Linked DNA regions of Homo sapiens: region 2 is linked to region 1. A link is an interaction called in ENCODE POLR2A ChIA-PET data of the cell type or tissue named here. Cell type or tissue: PC-9. All regions are shown on one strand.

Evidence for each region. Peaks named below come from ENCODE experiments on the same cell type or tissue, not always from the same donor. Only the 100,000 strongest peaks of a DNase experiment are listed, where the experiment ranks them.
Region 2: POLR2A ChIA-PET joins it to region 1 with 8 read pairs; 1 of 35 experiments calls an interaction of 5 or more read pairs at or near these places.

Annotation. Positions count from the first base shown.
Region 1 is chr6:113,357,859-113,365,858 of GRCh38, forward strand. LOC107986637 (a long non-coding RNA gene) reads right to left here. Exons shown (of 4, transcript XR_001744312.2): 3 at 4,673-4,812. LOC124901497 (a long non-coding RNA gene) reads right to left here and starts at 381. Exons shown (of 2, transcript XR_007059930.1): 1 at 1-381. In PC-9, no CTCF peak of the experiment used is centred here; a DNase peak (open chromatin) is centred at 3,313; H3K27ac peaks cover 705 bases.
Region 2 is chr6:112,295,947-112,303,946 of GRCh38, forward strand. All of the region lies in intron 2 of LAMA4-AS1 (LAMA4 antisense RNA 1), which reads left to right. LOC107986632 (a long non-coding RNA gene) reads right to left here and starts at 3,154. Exons shown (of 2, transcript XR_007059712.1): 1 at 2,915-3,154. In PC-9, CTCF peaks have their summits at 377 (motif pointing right), 579 and 2,766; DNase peaks (open chromatin) are centred at 365, 2,315 and 3,035; H3K4me3 peaks cover 4,682 bases; H3K27ac peaks cover 6,541 bases.

The DNA.
Region 1 (8,000 bases):
GAACGCTCTGTGGTTGAACTGACAACTGCAGTCATAAAGCACAGAGTTATCTGTGTCTACAATGTGCCAAGAGCTAGGGCTTGAAAGAACGGCAGGACAATCCTTGCAAGGCTTCCCATGCTATCAGGGAGAATGAGATGGATATTTAAGAAGATAAATATCAATATATTCTATTAGCATATGCCACCTTGTCTCTATCCACAAAGCACTGTGATATGACAGAGTGTTCTGTGTCACTCATTTGACACTTAGTATTTTTAAAACTACATACATGATGTCTTCCAACAAACACTGAGGTGTTAGTTGAGATGTGGTGATATAAAAAAGCCTCTCTTCAATAATATACAAGCTTTGTGAGGTCACACCGCTCTGTGACCCTTCTCTTTCCAAGATCAATACAACACACATGGCCCTATGTCATAATGAAGAGTGCAGACTCTGGAGGCAGAAGTCCTCTGTCTGAATATAGCTGAGCCACTTACTATGTGTGTGTTCTCGAGCAAGTTTCTCAGTGCCTGAGTTTTCTTATCTGTAAAATGGGGCAATAAATTTACCTACCTCATAGAGTATTTGAGAAAATCGAATGAGATAATGTAAGTAAAGCACTTTGCACACTGTTTGGCACATGGCAAGTCAATAAATGTTAGATATTTTTGTGTTATCTCAACATATCTAATGCAAGTGACTGGCAGTCCAATGATACAGTTTCACTGCCTCTAAGGAGTTAGGGGTGCAGCTGTAAGTAACACTTTCTGCATGATGGATCCTCTCTGAGTTACATAAAATGAAATAGAATTTCATGCCTAAAATCTCGTCTTAAATATAGTATTTTTTAAAGCTTCATTCCCTGTTGCCCAAGGGACCTATTGCAGGATTCGGGTATAAGCCGTCCCCACCCTGACCAGTGGGCTAGAAACTTTCTACTGGGCACTCACCTTCAGTCTTGGCTCTGCTGGCGTGAGCAGGGCAGGGTTAGGGACAGGACAAGCACATATCCTAGTTCGCCTAAGACCCTTACAGGTTAGGCTTGTTGTCCCAGTGTTTTTATTAACGGCACTTCCACTTGTTCCTTAGACATGTCTTGGTTTGGACAATAAATTACTCAGCCACCCTAGTTATAGAGTCTGCTATTCTGTCCCCCATTAAAGAGCAGAGTGTAAAAGGGAAACATGGGCTGAGTTTAAACCCAGCTTTGACACTGCTGCTCGTTAGCCACAGGTCCTCAGGCAATTGCTGAATTTGGCTGATTGGTAAATATCTTAGTCCATTCAGGCTGCCCTAAAAAAACACCATAGACCGAGTGGCTTACAAAAAACAGAAATTTATTTCTGATAGTTTTGGAGACTGAGAAGCCCAAAATCAAAATGCCAGCAGATTCAGGGATGGTGAGAGTCCACTTTCTTGTTTACAGATGGCATCTTCCAGCCATGTCCTCACATGGTGGAAGAGGAAAGGCCTTCTGAAGCCTCTTTCATCAGGGCACTAATCCCATTCATGGGACCTCTGCCCTAATGACCTAATCACCTCCCAAAGGTCCCACTGCCTAATACCTTAACATTGGTGATTAGGTTTCAACATATGAATTTTGGGAAGACACAAAAATTCAGACCATAGCAGTAAATTTTGCTCATTAGTAAAATGAAAATAATCATACCTACCTACCTACCTCACATGGCTATGAAAATCACATGAATACACAAGTAGATGTCCAAATATGTGAATTCTTTTGCCTTTCCTTTCTACCCTGCATGCATGCACAGAAAACAGTCCCAACCTTTTGAGGTTAGGCTGCATCTGCAGGGCGCCTGCTTTTGAGGTTAGGCTGCATCTGCAGAGAGTCAGCATGGCCTGTGCACGGCATGTGTGTTTCCCAGGCAGTGGGGAGGGACAAGGCCCTCCTGGGTCTGTGTCCCAGATCACTTAGGGGAAAGAGAGAGACCCTATGGCTACTGATTACAGGCTTTAGCTGTAATCATTCAATTACATCCTTTTATGTTCTATTTTACTGCATCTGAAAGAGGCAAGGATATCTGGATATCTAATAGCTACATTTACTGGGAGGTGAGCTACTAAAAATAGTCCCACAATCTGTGAGCAGGTTTCCAGGAAATGCTGGACTTGTTAGAGCAGAACTGCAAAGAGTCTGTTAATCAAGCCCTTCATTTGAATCACTTGCCCATGCTGCTCGCCCAGGGCTGAAGGCTTAGCTCTTGCTCATAGGAAGTGAGATAGTATAGCAGAATCTTAAAGGAATATAGGCAATTAAAGGGGAGTTGACGATTAATACTGAAACATGTATGGGGATTGTACAGGAGTGACTTTAAGCCAATTTAAAGTATCACAACACTAAAACTACCAGGACCAAATGTAATTCATTATTTTAATTCCCTCTGGATAAGATTGTCTCTAGAATTCCAAGTCTTTAATGATGATAATGTATTTTCATTTGTGGATCCTCTCATACCTCAAGCTGGAGAGGCAGAGGGCCCATGCCCTTTTTAAAAATCAAAAGTAAATATGATGAAGTCTTTTAACTTCACAGATGGATGCTACTGGAGATATTTCAGAATATTAACATACAAGATATTCCAGTTTTCTTGCAGTTCTTACAAAGGGCAGAGACAAAGCCTGATTAGAATGAGTTTGCATTGTCAGAATTTTTGAGTCTGGCATTTTCCTTGAGTTTAAATGCTATATTAATAAATTCTGAATATAGTTTAATGCCACTACTTTTTCTAACTTGAAGTCAATTATTAAAAGATCAAAAATTATTAATGTGTTTTAAGGAAGAATACTGTGGAAATGAAATACAACACACACAGTAAGCACCTTAAAAAAAAAGTTAGTACTTAGCATTAAAAAATAAATGATAAAAATACAAAATTGAATTACTAATTTATTTTGAACTTTAATAAAATAAATTAAAATACAATACCATTTGAAATTAAGGGTAACTAATCATCTGCTAGAAACAAAAAATTAAGGTTTTTTAAAAAATTAATTGGACCATTAATTCAGGATGCACTTTAAGACATTTTGTAAAGAATTTTTCATGCTCCATCTTTGACAAAACAAATGGTGGATTTAGGTAAAGGGATAAAAATGGCAGTAAATCCATAACAAATGTTTTGTCAGGAGGAAATAAACACCTTTACATGTAGTAGACAACACTATTTTGAAGTGGGAATTGATTTCACCTTATACTTCAGTTTTGTTTCAAATTGTTTATTTCTGTTAAGAGATAGGGGGGAGTTCCCGACAAAAATCTTTCAATCGGCTGTTAATGAGTCACTTGTGGTCAGGTTCACAGACAAAAGCCTTTTTATTGACTGAGCTGGGTCAGATTTCCAGATTTTTCCTACCCTTTTTCATACCATGAAGACAAAACAAGTCAGAGGAGGAGTGTTGTGGGGACGCCCGTCATCTCAAGTTTTTGAAATAGGGGCAGCCATCAAGAAAGTTGCTTCAAGGATGGGATCTTTTTCTGGATTTGCTGTGAACACTGAGACATTCTGGTTCAATCTTTGTATGTTCAGGGCACAACATTCTCTTTCTGCAAGTGATGTCATATTTGGGGGCATAGCTGTAAGTCAACAGGGCTAAGCCCGGGCTGTTCTGTCTTTGTTCTAGTTCTGCCCTCAGTAGCCATGCGGCATTAGCCATGTCTTTCAGCCTTGATATCTGTCAAATGATTGGCGATCAGGCCTCTTCTCAGGTCCCTTCCTACTAATTACTAATTCTATCTATATTTCCTGTTGTTTATAATCAATATATAATATGCGTGTGTGTGTGTGTGTGTGTATGTATAGTTTAGGTTAGATAACTACTCATATATTGGTAAAAATAAAGAACTATTTTGTTTATAATAATGCAGTTTCAAAATTCAAAACAAACTTTTTACTTGATTCTTGGTCTTGTGATAGTTTAAAAAATCACCTCTTACCACCTTTTTTGGGGCTCCAGTCTTAATTTTAATCACAAAGGAAGTGGTAATTTGTTAGGCCAATAACAGAAAATAATAAAAATAGTTAAAAAAAAATGTGAGGAGAAACAAAAGGCAGACCAGGTTGAAGAAAGTCATTTCTTTTCTTCAGCAACATCATGATATGTGGTAAATTAGGAAGTGTGTTGATACACACTGTGTATTTGTGTATATGTAGAAGAGGAGGTGGTATGTTGCTAAAGGAGAGTCCAAGAGATGATTAAAGGTCAAATGTCAACCATTTGGCTGTGGTTTTTATGTGCCTTTTACATTTATTGCTCCCCCATAAAAGTAAAATGTGACTAGTTAAATAAGTGTTGCTAAAACAGGATATTGAAGTTGTAATAATGGGAAAGCATTGCAAAGAACCCTTAGAGAAATTCAAGTCATTTCACATATTAATTTCTTAAAATTGATTTTTTTCTTTCATGTTTTTAAGAAAAAATTCACTTAAAATAATAAAGACTTCTACATTTAGCGCCTATACATATAGTGGCTTAAAAAAAAACAGTTTGAAATAGAAAACTGTCCTCAGATCCTTTGGTATGCAAAAGCATCGCATTGAAAGGGAAATCTGCGGCTGAGCATGCTGTGATTTTAATTTTATGTTTTAAGTTATTGGAATAAAATACCAGACACTGATAGTCACACAGTTTTAAAAAATCAACCTAAGACCTTTATCTGTCATACCTCCTCTCCTGGGGAAAGACAACGTGGCAGGGCCTTGCTTCAAGAGCCCAGAGAACTGGCTTCTTGTTCCCAGTCTACCACTTACTGAGCTGCTGCAAATTTGATTCCTTCTCAGTCTTCCTGGTTTCTAATTACCATGTCTGTAAAACAGGAATAAACAAACTTCAATAAAAACAGGGGACCTGATCAAATGTCACTTGACTTCACTTCCAGCTTTAAGATCCAGTGAATGTGTCAACTCATGACTAAAAATGCACTGAAAAGGGGGGCGGGGGGAAGAAAAGAAAACCACTCCTGGCATTCGCTGAAATAGTCAGCAGAGATTCCACTCTCTCATTCTCACTTTCCACCACACTCTGCTCCCTGGTTCTCCCCCATTCTCCCACTATCACTGCGTAGCTTACTGGTCCAGGGGCTTATCAGCTAACACCAATGGTCTACTGGCTGTGTCCTCCTGCCCCTCAACTCCCTCTCCCACACAGCACTCCTTCTTCCTCAAAACAGTTGAGATCATCATGTCCCTATCTCAAATCTTATGTTAGAAAATTCAGATTTGGTCTGCCACTGAAAGCCCTCCATAGTCCAGCTACAATTATCCTTTTTAGATCTACAGCTCTTCATTCCTTGACCCACAGAAATTCTTGGCTTCAAACAAATGATATTATTAATTTGGCCCGGAATTAAAGTGATCATATCCTGTTGCATAAATTTTTCCCAAACCATTCTCTCTGTCCCTCACATGCAATGAATTGGAGGGATTATCTTAGTTGGAGAGAACTGCTCCAGCTTCTCCAACTAAGATCATCTCAGCTATGCTTCACTTTCAGATTCAAATCCTGCCACTGCTAAAAGGTTCTCTTTCTCTCTTCCCTCTGAACTTCATTAATTAATCATATCTTTATTATTCATCTGGCTTTTTGCACTTACTCTTTTTGTTATAGTTTTACTGCCCATAGACCCATGTTTCTTTCCCGAACTGGGCTATCAAGTCCTTGAAGGATGGACCCTAGGCTTGTCTTTCTCTGTCTCCTGCACAAGTCTGCTATAGGACTTCCTGAGTAATATAAAAACAATGATAAAAATGTGTCTATGTTACGCTTACATTTAAAATCAAGTTGTCCATTTCTGTGAGATTTCCTTATTCCTTGACTAGAACTGTCATCACATGAACTATATACTCACTTGGCAAAGTATGAAATATATAGAAAACTAAACCTGCTTGCATTATTTATTCTTAAATGTCAACGGCCTTTCAAGTTATTATGTTTAGAAAGATCAGTGGCAAATGATAAGCAAAATTATTAAAGTGTTTTTTCAATTTCTTTTAAATATATCAAATAGAATTCTAATATTTGGTCATAGCATTTATTACAATTACTTTCAGTACCAAAAATTGAACACCTTCCCCTTGTCTTATGTTCTCTTGGAACCAGTGTTCTTAAATTAAAAAAAAAAAAAAAAGATAATGATTGTATCATAGCCAAAATATGCTTCCTGGTGATTCAGAATTAAAATGTACTACTTGCAATCTTTTATATCACTAACATCTGGAAAAGCATAAGACAAAGCCTAAGTGGTTTTAAGAATGACATTATTCAGATATGATTATTGTTGGAAATGGTCACAACTTGAGCTAATTGAAAACTTTAAGGGCTAGTTTTTATATTACCTTAATTTTCCCCATAATAAAGTGAAAGGCCTATTTCAAAGAAGTCTAAAGGTCTCTTATATTATAGGAATTAGTTACACACCTAGATCATGCTTTGCTATAATTCACCTTGTTTTTACATTATGTTTTATGACCTTCAAGGGGAAAAAATAGAAAACTATAATGAGAAACTAGAGAGGTTGAAAATGTAGGTGATTTTCCTGGCTTGTTCTCCAGTGAATTTCTAGTTGTGTACCCAAGGCCTTTAAAACTATCTAATGGGGAACATTGTCTTTATCTGAGGCTTCTTGCTAAAGAGACCATGGAGAGGGTTCCTCAGCCTCCCTCGGTGTCCCTAGCTGGAATTATCACTCTTTCTTTAAACCCAGCAGTGTTTATGCCTCTCAAAATCCCATCCTTAGAGATGGGCAATGAAGATGCCTGTGGAATTCTCCCTCCTGTATTAGTTTAAAAAGCACGTTGGCCAGATTTTCTTTAGGCTTCTTAATCATCATTGCTTTTGCATTAAAATTTCTTAATGAAATTCCACTTCATTTGTCTCTTGACACCATCAAGTTCTGCTCCTTTGAGGCCTAAAGTTGTGCTTGGAAATTTCCCAGCAGGTGAATCTTGAGCCCAGGCTGGCAGACAGCATCTGTGGAAAAGTCTTTCGAGCCAAGCGTCAAGAGGAACTTAGAAATTCCACATCTCAGCCCTGAAGGTATATGCGCCAGCATGGAGTGCTGGAAATGTCAGGGGCTCTCATGAAGAAAGACTGACTTCTATGTAGAGAGATAATTCCTAAATACAGCTACCTAACATCATGCTAATTCTTCTCTTCTGATGTCACTGTCTGGAAATATCCTCAAGCCATCTTCTATGTTCCCTAAATCTCTTAAGGAGGAGGCAGGAAGTTCTTCAGACCAATTATATAAGTTTTGGTTTAAAAGCTTGATTTTCTAGGGAGCTGTTATGAACACAAAACAAGTATTTCATTTTTAAGAGGCATTTGTTCTAGATAAGTTTTTGGAAACCATTTAATTTAGACCAAAATCACTTTTAGACTTTGCCATGAAGGGTCCCATTGGTGTTTGTTTAGTGATTTCCATGTGTAAATGTGGCTCTTCTGTTACTTGTCTTCATCCTGTAATCTGCCTGGATGAGTCACTCTTAATAAGTGGCTCTCCAATGAGCTGGTCCACAGTTTTCACAGTGGTTTCAGTGGCTCTAAAAATGACCCCATAGGAAAAGAAGACTGTGTATGAGCTACCTCCCCCGACCGAGGAATTCACAGAACCTGTTAGTTTAGTAAAGTCTTCAGAATTTCAGCAGTGCAGAAATGTGATTGGCTTTGTGTAACAGTGCTTCCAAACTTATTTGGCCATGAAACTGAAAATGTGGATTCTGGTTTCATCCAGAAAAATTGGTATTTCTCAGAACACACTTTAGTAAACACTGGGTTAAGTATCTTGCCTTACCAAAAAAAAAAAAAAAAAGGAAAGACATGATTTTTTTTTTCAACACAAAATATAACAAATAAACAACTATTCCATTTTTATCCTACAATCATTTTCCATTGTCTAACCACAGGCTCCTCACTATTGTTTCAGATAGTGTGATCTCAGGTACTCTAAGTACACACTGCTCATTTTAGTCCAGTTTTGAGGAATGTGTGTTTAA
Region 2 (8,000 bases), 1.1 Mb before region 1:
CTTACATTGAAATTTCAGTATTATTTGCGAAGCAGTGACCGGCAAAACTGGGATGAGAACATGCAAGTCAACTCTAATGTAGCTGAAGAAATTGAACTTTTGAATTCAGCTTACGTTACCAGTAGAAGTGGCTTTTCTTCTTTAACAGAGAAAGCATCTCCCCTGGCTTGAAGAATCTGCACTAGCCTCCCTTGAGGAAAGAATTGTCTTGCTAGGGAATTTGTAGGACCGTAGGTTTTTGTTACTGTTGTTGTTTTAAAAGAGAGAGTCTCGCTCTGTCACCCAGGCTAGAGTACTGTGGCATGATGACAGCAGAGGATAACAACTTGTTTCAAATGAATCACTGGCTGTTGTGTTGCAGAGGACACTAGGGGGCAACAGTGTGGATGCCAGGAGACTAGGAGGCTATTATAGTAACCCAGATGAGAGAGGACAGCAACTGGGACAGTCCTGGGAGCAGTAGGGGTGGTGGAAAGTAGTCACTCTTGATATATTCTGTATGTAAAGCCAGCATGATCTCCTGATTTGTTGTGAGGGGATGTGGGGAGAGAAGAAGAGTCAAGGATAACTCCAAGGTCTTACCCCACAGAGATGGAGAAGATTGCAGGCAGGAGCAGCTTTGGAAGGAAGATTACGAGCTCAGTTTCAAATGTTAAGTCTGAGAAGTTAAGCTCCAAGTGGAGATATGGAGGAGACAACTGGCTATGTGGGCCTAGAAATTTGGAGAGAGATCTGCCTTGGAGATATAAATTTAGGAGTCATCAGCATGTAAATGATGTGTAAGGGTCATAGGACTAGAGATCACCAAGGGAGAGAGGGTAGCTGGCAAAGAGAAGAGGCCAAGGACTGGGTCTTGGGGCTCTTTCTAACACTAAGTCATCAGGGGGAAGCAGAAGAACCAATCAAGGAGACTGAAAAGAAGCAGCCTGGTAGGAAGAAGGAAAGCCAAGAATGTGTTGTCCTGGAAACCACACAGAGTAACTGTATTAAGGAAGAGTGAAAGACAGACTTTGGCACATACTGACCTGACAGATCAAGTAAGATAATCAATGAGCACTGACCAATGGATTCAGTAATATGGCTATTACTGATGACTTTGTCAAGAACAGTTCAGTTGAGTGGTAAGGGCAAAAGCCTGATTGAGTGGATTCAAGACAGAATTTGAGGAAAGAAACTAGACAGCCAGGTGATTTGCTGCCAAGGGGAGCAAAGGAATGGGGCAGGAGCTGGTAGGAAGGTGAGGCCAAACGAGTGTGTGTAGTTTTTTTTTTTCTATTTAAGGTAAGACAAAAAATAGCGTGTTTGAGTCCTGGTAGAATGACCCAACAGACAGTGTAAAATGAATGGTGTTGGAGATAGAGAGGAGAACTGGCAGATTGATATTCTCCATTAGGCAAAAGGGATGGGATCTATTACATAAAGGGTGGGTGGGGCTCACAGAAAAACGGAAATTTCATCTATGGAAGAGACGGGAACATGGAGAATGTAGGTAGATACTTTGGTAGAAGCCTGCGGATATTTTCCTCTAACTGCTTCTATTTTCTCAGTGAAGGGAGAATTAAGGTGAGCAGCTAAAAGCAAGGGTAGTCCAAAAATTCTATGAAGATATAAATATGTCAGAAACTTATTACTGTGGTGCTCCTTCTATTAAACTGTTTATTTGCCAGAGTGTCACTTGAGTAGAATTAATGAAAGTGTATTAGTCCATTTCACACAGCTATAAAGAAATATCTGAGACTGGGTAATTTAGAAAGAAAAGAGGTTTAATTGACTCACAGTTCCGCATGGCTAGGGAGGCCTCAGGTCACTTACAATAATGGCAGAAGGCGAAGGAGAAGCAAGTACCTTCTTCACAAGGTGGCAGGAAAGAGAGAGTGTGCAAGGGAAACTTCCACTTATGAACCATCAGATCTCATGAGAAATCACTCACCATCACAAGAACAGCATGGGAAAAACCACCCCCATTATCCAACCACCTCCCAGTGGGTCCCTCCCTGGACACCTGAGGATTACAGTTCCAGACGAGATTTGGTGGGGACACAGAGCCAAACCATATCAGAAGGCAGAAGAAGTACCATAATAATGTGATACAAAGAACATCTGCCCTGTGGTACTCCTGTCTAGCTGTTTGATATATAACTAAATGCTACTCTTCCCGAACTCAGCATACAGGGAGGGAAATTTCAGGGCCTCCATCCCTGGGAGAATATTCTGAAAGAAGGGTAACCCTTAGCAACTGCACAAACTGCTCCCAGATGACTCACCAGAGAGCTTCTGGGTGGAAATCCAGTGGAAATAATGCAAACACATTCATCTTGACCCCAGAGGTCTAACTCCACCCAAGGCTTAAGTTTCTTTCCTCTGTTGTACCCTGTGAGTTTCCTGGAGCAAATATTCATGCTTAGCTCCCATGTCTCTTCCCATTTAGCTGTCAGTTCCACTTAGGTATGCAAAGGCACTCAGTTCTCACTGCTTTTAAAATTTCATGATTTTCCCCTGGCGTTCTCCTGAGATTCCTCCCAGTATTGCACCTTCATGCTCGCCTTCATAGGCGAGCAGCATTAACGCCTGGGCTTCCTGAGCATCAGCAGCAGCTTTCAAACAGAGAAGCACATTAGGAAAGCGAATTCACTCAGTCATTTAACTGTTCATTCTTCTATTTAGAACTTAAGAATGTACAAGTCACCTCAGACATTAAGGCCTTCTTGAGAAACGAGGGGAATATTTAAAAGCAGTTTTAAAAAAGAAAACATTAGCTCTGCAATTTTTATCTGTGTCTTGGATAGTTAACCTACAGAGAAAATTAATTTCTTACCACATTATATTTCTCTCTCTCTCTCTCTCTCTCTCTCTGTGTGTGTGTGTGCGTGTGTGTGTGTGTAAATCTGGGAAGATCCCATGAACTTTTACTTACTCTGGTAGAACAGGCAGTTTAAGTCACAAGAAGTCTCAAATTTCTAAATGTCTAGTCCAAGGTATGAATCAGCACACCATTTCCATTCTAGGAGAAGTCCCTTCTCCTCTCCCTCCCAGCCGCAGATCTGTTATGGAAGGGCAGGCTTCTGCTCTCTGCCCCACTCCTTCAGGCTGGCTGATTCCTCAGGGTGGAAGGTGGAAGGGAAGGTATGGGGAAGTGGAGGTGGTTGTGATGTGTGAAAGTATTGCCTCCTGAGAGCCACTTAAATATCAGGAATGTTATAAGCTGGTTGTTAAACTGCTGGTAGCTTGAGATTAGTCATGGTGGGTGTATCTACACCACAGAGACTAGCAAATATTTCAGATCAAGGCTTCCCCATCCCTGCCCTTGGAGAGCTGTTTTATTAACACATCACTGGCTTAGGGAATAGGAAATTCTTCCGGGGTTTAGGTGGCTTTGAGTGCTATAGTCTTGGCAGACAGTTCACCTGAGTCTTTCCCTACGTGTGAGTTCTTTGGAGACCACTATCATCAGGTACCTCTCTCCAGCCCCTGGGATACTATGGGCTGTTCATGTTGTCCTTGGGCAGGCTGCTTCCAATTCTCAGTCAGCTTCTGCTTGTAGAAGATGACCAGCCCCACACATTTCCTGCTGTTGGGACCCCTTTGGGCTCTGGGCAGGATTCACTTTGATACTATCCCAGAGCAACATTCCTTTTATATTAGTTTTCTATTGCTGTATAAAAAGTGACTACAATCTCAGTGGATTAAAACAACACATATATATTTTTTAATCTCAGTTTCTGTGGGTCATGAGTCTGGGCCTGGCTTAAGCAGGCTCCTCTACTCAAGTCCTCACAATGCTGCAATCAAGATGTCTGATGGGCTGCATCCTCTCTGGAGCTTGGGGTCCTCTTCCAAGTGCTTGTGGTTCTTGTTGGAATTCAGTTCTGGGCAGTTGTAGGACTGAGGTCCTTGTTTTCTTGCTGGTTGTCAGCTGGGGTCTTCTCTCAGCTCCTGGAGGCCACTTGCAGTTCTTTGCTCTCTTAGCTTCCTCTCTTAGGTCCTTTGATCAGATGTCTTGCAAAGACAGAAAGATAATCTAACTGGTTTACCTATATGGATGTAATGTAATGATGGGAGTGACTATCCTATCACCTTTGCCTAACCAAGGTAGAGACATCCCGTTCCTTTTCCACACCATGTAACATAATCAAGGGAGTGACATCCAACTACCTTTGTCATATGCTATTGACCAGAAGCAAGATACAGGCTCTGCCTACATTAAACAGGAGGGGATTGTACAGAAGAATCATGACTCATTGGAGGTCATCTTTGGGTATGCCCACCATACCTACTACATCTGGTCCTTGAATTTCACAGACCTGTGATCATCTGTCAGAGGGGAGCCAGTTTCTTCCCACAGAGCCTCAACTTTCTGCCTGTTCTGCCATGAAAGCCGCCTGCTGACCTCTCTCTCTCCTTCTGGATTTCCAGAAGTGCAGCACATGTCTATTGTGTTCCCGCTGCAGGGTCCTGTGGATCCCTCTGATGGTCACTTTGGAGCCTACTGTTTTTAGACTTGAGGCAAAGCAAGTTGAAACTGACATAGCATTCCTGTCCTTGAGGTGAAAAGGGGGCTAGTAGTCACAGCACCAATTTCTCCAAAGAATGCTCCTGAAATTTTCTTTCCTCTTCGTATTCTGAGTTCTTTGTGTAAATTTGATCTTGTCAATGGGCTCAAAAGTCAGTAGAATCTCCAACTTTCACATAGGAAATCAATAGAGTACAGTGTAAACTTTATAAACAATGAATAGCAGCATGTGTAGAATGTTTAAAAATGTGAAGGTGAATATTAGAAAAAATAGTTAAAAGAATAAAAACTGGTGCCATTGGAAAGCAGGGCAGGATAAGGGTGGGGCAGATATAGTGCTATTTTTCTTTATATTCCTTTTAGCATTACTTAATTTTTTCAGATATCTTCCTGTATTGTTTGGATTTTTTAAAATATATGCCCAAAGAGGCACTGTTTTCATCTAGTCTTTGTACTTGTATATCCTACTGCAGGACTAGACATAAGAATTTTTATACTTCAGTTTACTCATCTGCTAAATAAGCACAGTAATGCTTTAAAAATTAAGAGATGAAAACTCTTGATAAAATATTTTGAAACCTCTAAGGAAATATGCTTTAAAATATCAGTTGTGATGAGCCAATTTGCTATCACCAAGTCTTCTAAACATTGAATCAAATAGTCTTTGTCTAAGTTATTTCTGTGCCAAAGTTACCATTCAGTCTCAGCTGAAAATGTATTTACTAAACACAGCTACAACTATGGCTTGTATTTATTATAGCTTAATGGTGAATTGTGGATTGCATGTTTGACATTTTTGGAAGTCAATGCTCACTTTATTGAAATATCTTCTGTCTAAAATGTATACCAATGTTCTTCATCATACCAATCTACATTAATATCTTAGACATATTGATATACAGACATGTTGGGCACATAGACCATGTGGAACAGGAAACCAAAGAAAATGTCAGACTGTTGAAATCAGCATTCAGAGATGAGAAACAATTGGCCAGTGTGGCATGGGGCAGCCTGTTTCAGAGATTACAAGGATTAGACCAAAGTCACAAACAAGGATAGTCCCTGGCATCAGCAGCTAGAATTGTCAGTCAATATCCAGGCACGAGGGGCTGCTACTCAAGGGAGTCTTTTCTGAGCTGCACTTTTCAACACTTGAAAGGCAAATTAGAGAGTAGCAGCTCTTCCTATTAAACTTAATTATGGATAGCAAATTGATCCATGCCATTTTAGAAATGCTCACCTCTTCAGTTATATTTGGCAGAAAATAGGAGGTTCCAACAAGTTCGATGTGAGTGAAGTTTAGTTCTTCTCTCACCACCTTAACATCATGTGCTGATGAAATAGAGTCTCACAATTCCGAGTCACAATTCTGAGTGGAGACATTTGTTACCATTGATTACAAAGTGAGGCCAGGCCGGTTCATGCCACCTATTGTTTTTTTCTTTAAATAAATCTTATTGTGTATATTTGAGGTTTATCACATGATGTTATGGGATACAAATAGATAGTAAAATGGTTACTGTAGTGAAGCAAATCAAAACATATTCCTCTCACATTACTACTTTCTTGTGACAAAAGCAGCTAAAAATCTACCAAACAGAATTCCCTAATATAATTTTATTAACTGTAGTCCTCACATTGTACATGGAATCACTAGACTTGCCCATCCTACATATCTTCTACCTTACATGCCACCTACTGTAAGTCTCAGGAGTTCCTAGGTCTTTTCTTTAGGTGATTCATCCACTTGTTACATGGAAGGTTGATTTACTTGAGGCAGACACACTGATTTCCCAAAAGCAGAATCGTTTTATCCTGAGAGTTGACATCAGAGAAACAGAAGTTTTATGACCTTTCAACAGGATTCAGGTCACAAGGGCACAGGCCACAGGCCTTATCAGGTTCTTATTCTAGTGTGAGGAGTATCTTGAAACCATTTCCTTGGCTCATCTGTATATCTAGCATGTCATTAATTCATCATTGAGAGCCTATTTCTGATATTCTTTATGATAATTTCCTAAGCCTCCGTGCAAGAAGACTTGTGCTAGCCTCTGGAGTGCAGACTTCCCAACTAACTGCTGACTAGCTAACTAAGCAACCCGAGGGCAGAAATTTCTGCTTCAGATAACAGATAATACCTAAGGCTGTACTTAAACCAATACATGCTGTTTGTGCTGAGGGTTTTTTTTTTTTTTTTTTTGTAAGACAGTTTTGTTGGGATGCAATTTACTTTCCTTTAATATAAACTTTATCTATTGTAAGTGTACAATTTAGTAATTTTAGAAAATGTATAGGGTTGTGCACCCATCACAGCAATCCAATTTTATAATATTTTTGTCACTCAGAAAGATTCCTCTTGCCCATTTGCAGCCAATTTCGAATTCCATCTCCAGTTCCAGGCAACCACTAATCTATTATCTATTTCTATAGGTTTGGATTTTCTGAATATTTCATGTAAGTTGAATTATATAATGTGTGGATTTTGTATCTGGCTTATTTCATTTAGCATAATCTTTTGAGGTTCAGCCACATTGTAACATGTATCAGTAGTTCACCCTTTTTGGTTGCTGAATAGTATTTCATTGCATATACACACTGAATTTTGTCATTCATTCACTATGAACATATATATATATATATACATAGTGAATGAACATATATATAGTTGTTTCCCCTTTTTGACTATTACAAATAATGCTGCTATGAACATATATATATATATATATATATATATATATGTCTTATATATATATAGGTCCTTGAGTGAACATATGTTTTCATTCATTTAGGGTAGATAGCTAGGAGTTGGACCAATGTTAAAGTGAAGTTTAAGCATTTTAAGAAACTGCCAACCTGTTTTCCTAAGTGACTGCACCATTTTTACATTCCATCAACGATGTAGGATGGTTCCAGTTTCCCCACATCTTCACCAGCCTTGTTATTGTTAAAGCAAACTAAACATGGCCTGAGAAGGAATCCGTACTTCCATATTTGAGTCCTTGTGGATGAACAGGAACCTAACTTAATAGTTAGACAAGACTGAAAATCTAACTTAAGAGTGTGAGCCTGTAATAATAGCTAGGTCTTGGCCAATCCCAGTGGCCGTACTTCAACCATTCATACACTGCTGAGTGTTCAAACTGTGTTCAAATAAGGCAAATGCCAACCTGTAACCAATCCAGCTGTTCTGTACTTCACTTCCAATTTCTGTACCTCATTTCCTTTTTGTTTGTCTATAAATCTCATTCCACCACTTGACTGTGCTGCAGTCTCTGAATCTGCTGTGATTCTGGGGGCTGCCTGATTCGCGAATTGTTCATTGCTCAGTTAAACTCCTTTAAATTTAATTTGGCTGAAGGTTTTCTTTTAACATTATTATTTGTGTTTTTTATTATAGCCATCCTAGTGGGTGTGAAGTAATATCTCATTGTGATGTTGTTTTTATTGTATTTTTAAAAATTTCCTTTTAAATTTAAGATTCAGGGGGTAC